Linked DNA regions of Homo sapiens: region 1 is linked to region 2. Evidence: chromatin contacts called from ENCODE Hi-C or POLR2A ChIA-PET data. All regions are on one chromosome and are shown on one strand. Each heading gives the region's core, a stretch centred on a gene start or an enhancer-like site at or near the end of the contact. The rest is flanking DNA. Distances are from core to core; before and after follow the strand shown. Region 1 overlaps UST (uronyl 2-sulfotransferase). Region 2 holds the start of UST-AS2 (UST antisense RNA 2).

Region 1 (3,683 bases), core at 117-2,616, 250 kb before region 2:
GGATGTCGTAAGGACAAAATGAGATGTGATATATGTGGAAACACTTGGAAAATTCAGACGTTAAAGTGACTCTAGAAATGTAGGTGTCATCATGGCTGGAAATATTAGTATAGCTTTGAGAGAAAAGGACATTTTTGGTCAAATAAGTTTACAGAATAGTGAATTATTCTCTCCTTGTGGGCTCTCAACACGTCTTAACATTTTAAAGCCTCCCCTAAGTCCTGCAGGAAAGAAATCCTTTTCGATTCTGTTTAACTTAGTGTTTCTCAGTGTTTTTTCCCCCTCCTGTTAGCTGCCTCTGTGAACTGCTGTGAGTGGAGTTCTTGGAGGGCTTGTGAACTCAGCAGAAAGACTTTGTGATATTTATTTTGGCTGCTTATTTACTCAGGTTTATTCCAGATACAGGAGGTCTCCAGACACTGAGTTATAGATCAGTGAGGTATTATTGTATTTTATTATAGACACATACATATACAAATACATGTGTGTGTATATATATACACACACACACACACAAATACATGTGTGTGTATATATATACACACACACACACACACTTATGCAGGAATACCTTGTTTTATTGTGGTTCACTGTATTGTACTTCACAGATAATGCATTTTAAAATAGTAAATGGAAGATTCGTGGCAAACTGTTGTTGAGCAAGTTTATCAGCACCACTTCTCATTTTTCTTTTTTTAAAACTTTTATTTTAGGTCCAGAGGTACATGTGCAGGTTTGTTATATAGGTAAACGCGTGTCATGGGAGTTTGTTGTACAGATTATTTCATCACCCAGGTACTAAGCCCAGTACCCTATAGTTATTTTTTCTGTTTCTCTCCCTCCTCCCACTCCCCACCCTCCAGTGGAGGCCCTGGTGTCTGCTGTTCCCCTCTTTGTGTCCATGTGTTCTCATCAATTAGCTCCCACTTATAAGCGAGAACATGTGGTATTTGGTTTTCTGTTCCTATGTTAGTTTGCTAAGGATAATGGCCTCCAGCTCCATCCACATTCCTGCAAGAACTTGATCTCATTCTTTTTTACAGCTGCATAGTATTCCATGGTATATATGTACCACATTTTCTTTATCCAGTCTGCCATTGATGGGCATTTAGGTTCATTCTATGTCTTTGCTATTGTGAATAGTCAGCACCATTTTTTCTGATAACATATGCTTACTTAGTGCCTCTGTATCATATTTTGGTAATTCTTGCAATATTTTCAACTTTTTCATTATTATTATATCTGTTATGGGGATCTGTGATGAATGATCTTTGGTGTTACTATTGTAATTGTTTGGGGGAGCCACAAACTGCACCCATATAAGAAGGCAAATTTATTCAATAAATATGTGTGTTCTGACTGCTCCACCTACCTGTGGTTCCCTGTCTCTCTTCCTCTCCTTGGACCTCCCTATTCCCTGAGACACAACAATATTGAAATTAGGTCAGTTAATAACCCCACAATGGCCTCTAAGTGTTGAAGTGAAAGGAAAAGTTGCACATTTCTCACCTTAAATAGAAAGCTAGAAATGATTAAGCTTAGTGAGGAAGGCATGTTGAAAGCTGAAATAGACCGAAAGCTGAGATAAACTGAAGGCTGGGTCTCTAGCGACAGTTAACCAAGTTTTGAAAGCAAAAGAAATGTTGTTGAAGGGAATGAGAAGTGCTATTCCGGTGAACACGTGAATGGTAAGAAAGCTAAGGAGCCTCATTACTGATACCGAGAAAGTTTGAGTGGTCCGGATAGAAGGTCAAACCAGCCACAACATTGCGTTAAGCCAAAGCCTGATCCTGAGCAAGGTCCTAACTCTCTTCAGTTCTATGAAGGCTGAGAGAGGTGAGGAAGCTGCAGAAGAAAAGTTGGAAGCTACCAGAGGTTGGTTCATGAAGTTTAATGAAAGAAGCTGTTTCTGGAACATAAAAGTGCAAGGTGAAGCAGTGAGTGCTGATGTAGAAGCTGCAACAGGTCATCTAGGAGATCTAGCTAGGATCATTGTTGAAGGCAGCTACACTAAACAACAGATTTTCAATGTAGACATAACAGCTTTCTATAGGAAGAAGATGCCATCTAGGACTCTAGTTACAGAGGAGAACCCGGTACCTGGCTTTGAATCTTCAAATGACAGGCTGATTTTCCTGTTAGGGGCTTATGTAGCTGGTATCTTAAAGTTGAACCCAGTGTTTATTTACCGTTCTGAAAATTGTAGGGCCCTTAAGAATTTGCCAAATCTACTCTGCCTGTGACAGCATATCTGTTTATAGCATGGTTTACTGACTATTTTAAGCCCATTGTTGGGCTTTAAAAAAATAGTGCTCAGAAAAACAGATTCCTTTCAAAGGTCACTGCTCATTGACAATGTACCTAGTCACTCAAGGTCTCTGATGGAGATGTACAAGGAGATTAATGTTGTTTTAATGCTTGCTAGCACAACATCCATTCTGCAGCCCATGGATCAAGGACTAATTTTGACTTTCATATCCTTTTATTTAAGAAATACATTTCTTTTTTTTTGAAACTCAGCTCTGTCACCCAGGCTGGAGTTTTTATAAGGATATAGCTGCCATGGATAGTGATTCCTCTGATGGATCTGGGCAAAGTACATTGAAAATCCTCTGGTAAGAATTCACCATTCTGGATTCCATTAAGAACATTTGTCATTCATGGAAGAAGGTCAGAATATCAGTATTCACAGGAGTTTGGAAGAAGTTGGGATGACATCGAGGGGGTCAAGACTTGAGTGGAGAAGTAACTGCAGATGTGGTGGAAATAGCGAGAGAACTAAAATTAGAAGTGGAACCTGAAAATGGGACTAAATTGCTGCTATCTCATGATCAAACTTGAACAGATGAACAGATGAGGAGTTGCTTCTTTTTTTTTTTGAGACAGAGTCTCGCTCTGTCACCCAGGCTGGAGTGCAGTGGCGCGATCTTGGCTCACTGCAACCTCCACCTCCTGGGTTCAAGAGATTCTCCTGTCTCAGCCTCCCGAGAAGCTGGGATTACAGGCGCCTGCCACCATGCCCGGCTAATTTTTGTATTTTTAGTAGAGACAGGGTTTCACCATGTTGGTCAGGCTGGTCTCTCGAACTCCTGATCTCGGGTGATCCACCTGCCTCGGCCTCCCAAAGTGCTGGGATTACAGACATGAGCCACAGTGCCCGGCCAAGTTGTTTCTTATGGATAAGCCAAAAAAGCGGCTTCTTGAGATGGAATCTACTCCTGGCGAAGACGCGGTGAACATTGTTGAAATGACAACAAAGGATTTTGAATATTTCATAAACTTAGTGGATAAAGCAGCTGCAGAGCTTGAGAGGATTGGCTCTAGTTTTGAAAGAAGTTCTACTCTGTGTAAAATGCTATCAAACCACATCATATGCTATGGAGATCTTTCGTGAAAAGAAGAGTACATCAATGTGGCAAACTTCGTTGTTGTCTTATTTTAAGAAAGTGCCATAGCCACCGCAAGCTTTAGCAACCATCACCCTGATCCATTAGCAGTCACCAACATCGAGACAAGACCCTCCTCCAGCAAAAAGATTATGACTCACTGAAGGCTCAGATGATTGTAAGCATTTTTAGCAATTAAGCATTTACAATTTTTATATTAAGGTATATACATTATTTTTAGATATAAGTGTATTATTGCACACTTAATAGACTATAGTGTAACATAAACATAACTTT
Region 2 (3,610 bases), core at 191-2,690:
AAAGTCTAAGCTGAAGGCATATAACTGGTTCAGCTGTAGCTACTGGGCAAATAGTTCATTAAAAATGAACACATAATGTAAACCCCTTTAACTTCTAAACACTTGTGATTTTTTTTAGTGAACATTTTTCTGAGGGGAACTGTATAACCACAGGCTGATAACATCATTCAGTTTACAGAAACATCACCAATTCACAAGAATTCAGCCTCTAGGCTTGTTTAATTTACTTTATGAAAGCTTAAATTGCAGCATAATATATGTGCGTTTGGCCTATTTCAACTATTACTCTTTGTTTTATTGGAAAACATGTTTTACTCTTGCTTACTGATTTGTTCTTGCGTTGGGATCATCTCTCCTCCAGGAGAAAGCATTTCCAATTTTATTATGAAAGATTAACAGGAAAATAGAACTTCCTTCACAGACATTGATGTTCTAGGAATAACTTTACAAAAATATTTCTCTTCTCTGAAAACTAATATTTAAATAGGTGTAATCTGAAACTACCAGAAAAATTCAACAAACACCTCCAGCAAATAAATAGCTGAGTGTCTGTGATGTCCCTTTCCTGGGGAAGGGCAGTATAAAGATGAAAATCTTGTCTAGCTGGAAGGCCGTCACTAACAGGGCTGGGGCGCATAACCCTGTGGAGACATTTGTGCCCGGCCTTAAAGGGTGCGTAGGAGTTTGCCAAGTGGACGTGGAAGGAGGCATTTTAATAAGAGGAAAATAACATGATTGGAAGCGTGGAGGTGAGAAAGCATAGAAGCACTCAGAGTGAGGAGAGCTGGGGCTTGGGCCAGCCCACGTCAGCCCCTGCCTGCGGACCCAGCCTCTTGGAGCCAGGCTCACTCACCCTGCCTTTAAGACGGCCCTACCAGAGGCAGGAGAAGGATCCGCAGCCTCAGCTTTCTGTGGCGCAACCTGGCACTGAGTCACTCATACCAATCTCAGCGCCAGTGGCCAAGCCGCTGCTGCCGGAGGGCCTGTGTCACCCTCCCCCCGTTTCCCTGCCCTCTTCCCATCCTACCACCACCCAAGCTCCCTGGCTTCCTAACAGTGTGGCAGGGATCCTCCCAGGCCCCCATCCTCCTCCAGCCTGAGTTCTTCCTCCCTGCTGTCTTCCCAGTCTTCCCCACTAAGATCCCACCACCCTTCAGACCCGGGCTCACACCAGCTCCTGCTGGCCCCATGTGCCTCGCACCGAATACAGGAGGTCGCACACTGCATCCCCAGACACCAAGTACTGCCCTGCTTGACCACCTATGTTCCCCTGGGCCCACCAGCATGGACTCTCCTTCTGTTACCAGTCACTGCCTGATCCAGGCATGAGCTGCCTGTGTCCCCCGACATCATCCTCCTGGCACCATCCTCTGCTCTTCCTGGCCTTCTTCACTGGGAGCCTTCGGGATCATCCCTCCAGATCAAGTTCTTCCAGCCCCACCTCCCTCCCACCCTGTGCACCCAGGGAAATTCATCTCTTCTGGGTCCCAACCTTGGCCTCGGGAGAGCCCCAGATGCCCCCCTCTGTGTCTACCCCAGTTACTCAGTGTGGTCAGACTTGGGGGTTGTACAGTTTTCTGTCTCATGATTCATTTCCCCAGGCAAAAAGCTGGCTAATAATATCTGGGTGTGCGGGGGAGGTACCAGTGTGTTTCTGTGTTTGGAGGTGAATTTTTTTCTACTTTAGAATTTAATCACTTCTACTTTGAGCAGTTTTTAGCTGAGCTGACAGTAATATGCTCTGCATTGAGTATTTGTAGGGGGTGGAATTAGTCACCACAAATTTCAATTTTTGGACTTTCCTGATAACGCCACAAAGCTGAAAGGCTTCTAAAGCTTGAGCAAAGATTGGAAACTTGACCCCAGGGGTTGATGGTTGATCTTTATAAAAACGACCTTGTGGTCAGTTTGTTCTTTTATGCTTAAATTGTCAAGGTCCCTGTCCACCCCAGGAATTAATGTGGTGATGTGGAAAGAGCACTAGACAAAGGATTTCAAAACTGTCTTTGGGCCCTTGGCTCGTGGCCTTAGCTCTCTGACATTCTTTGCTTATAAAATGTACCCCCTGCCGGGGCGAAGTACAATCCTTACCCATTTTGCATGACTCAACATTTTATAATGGAAGCTTCTATTTTTGTCTGGCTAAATCTTTTTCAAATAAAAATATTTCTTGGTCTGTATATTTTTCATGTCTCAGACATTTTTATCAATACATAATGTCCTAGCTTTTCACATCTTGCAAATGGCACAGAATTGTGAAAGAATACAGCAAAAAGCTAGAAATATACCTGTGTATATAACATTGCTGGGGATTTTTATGTGTGGTTTCTTGTGGGTTCTAGTAAGCACGTTCATTTCATTACCTACAAACGCATAGAAAAATCCAACATAATCCCACACTGATGAGAAGAAGAGAGGGTTGTTTGTCAGGTGGGGTAGTTTCACTTGACTTGAAGGTCTCACCCCGCCCCTCGTCTTTACCATAGCATACGCTTCTAGATGCTTCTGCTGCATTGTCAACCAGACTCTACCAGAACTGTTTTTCAAAACATGTGTTCCTAGGATTTTACCTCCCTGCATTTTTTGCTATATCTATTAAGTAATGCATGTATATAATTAAAAATCAAATAGTCCTATAAGATGTATAATGAAAACCAGCAGTTTCCTATTCCAACCCTCCCAAAGATGAAGTCTGATGTTGCAGAGCCAATCACTTTCAGCGCAGCTAGATGTTTCTTCGGATAATCACCGCGCTATCTGTAACTAGTATGCACAGGCTGCTGTTTCTTGATTTACTGGGGTCATGATCTCATTCTCTTATTCCATTACCTTTACTTCTACTTCCTTGCTCCTCTCCATCTTCCTAAGATGGTCATACCCACATTTGAGATGCATGGTCCTGCTGACGTTGCTGTGACTATATACATTTTGTTGGCTGCTGATCAGAGTAGTACATCATGATTTTGTTTCATTTCTTGCACAACTTAATTGTTTTTCCTGGAATTATTTATTGCCTTCATTTATTTGCCTAGATTTATTTGTACCTATCAAAAATTTCGTATGTGCCAAAATTTTCGTATGTGCCATTAGATCTGCCGCATTCAGTATTACTTTTGGTATTATTTAAATATTAATTACCAGATAAGTATGTCAGTTCCATCCCAACCTGCCCTCCCTTCCCGCAGAGGCCCTCTCCTCTTTCCACCCAGAGCTCTTTAAGCTCCATCGCAGCCTGCCCTCCCTTCCCCCAGAGGCCCTCTCCTCTTTCCACCCAGAGCTCTTTAAGCTCTATCCCAGCCTGCCCTCCCTTCCCCCAGAGGCCCTCTCCTCTTTCCACCAAGAAAGCTCCTGCTCCTAGTATATCTGGGTTCATTACTCTAAACACAGCTTTACTGCAGCTTCCCTTTACTATGTTTCTCAGTTGGGTCCAGTTTTCTTAATCTCGGGGATGCTATTTCTTGATTTAATAACTCATTTTACTTCAAGATGTTCCTAAGTTGCCTCCTCATGAAAGGTGCATGGGAGGGAAATTTTTTTTGAGTCATTGAAGGTCTGAAAAGCTCAGTATTCTACTCTAACTTGATGGCTAGTTTGGTTCTCATATTCATGC

Evidence for each region. A loop is a pair of places that touch in the nucleus more often than their neighbours do. ChIA-PET counts read pairs that join two places held with the same protein, here RNA polymerase II (POLR2A). Pooled maps may share reads with other maps.
Region 1: a loop to region 2 is called in a map with no recorded cell type, with 17 times the contacts of the local background. The contact joins the enhancer-like site here to the promoter of UST-AS2 in region 2. A Hi-C loop is called at or near these places in 1 of 37 single-sample maps with no recorded cell type and 3 of 50 pooled maps. POLR2A ChIA-PET finds 5 or more read pairs at or near these places in 1 of 52 experiments (PC-3).

Annotation. Positions count from the first base shown.
Region 1 is chr6:148,779,590-148,783,272 of GRCh38, forward strand. All of the region lies in intron 1 of UST (uronyl 2-sulfotransferase), which reads left to right. Among named protein-coding and RNA genes, the nearest start is that of UST, 34 kb to the left of the region's middle. RefSeq lists an enhancer at 1,817-1,886. Within about 2 kb of position 1,367, at least 2 of the 41 ENCODE cell types and tissues checked have a DNase peak (open chromatin) inside an H3K27ac peak, as active enhancers do.
Region 2 is chr6:149,031,221-149,034,830 of GRCh38, forward strand. UST-AS2 (UST antisense RNA 2) reads right to left here and starts at 1,441. Exons shown (of 2, transcript NR_134599.1): 1 at 1,305-1,441. All of the region lies in intron 7 of UST (uronyl 2-sulfotransferase), which reads left to right. RefSeq lists an enhancer at 1,845-2,034.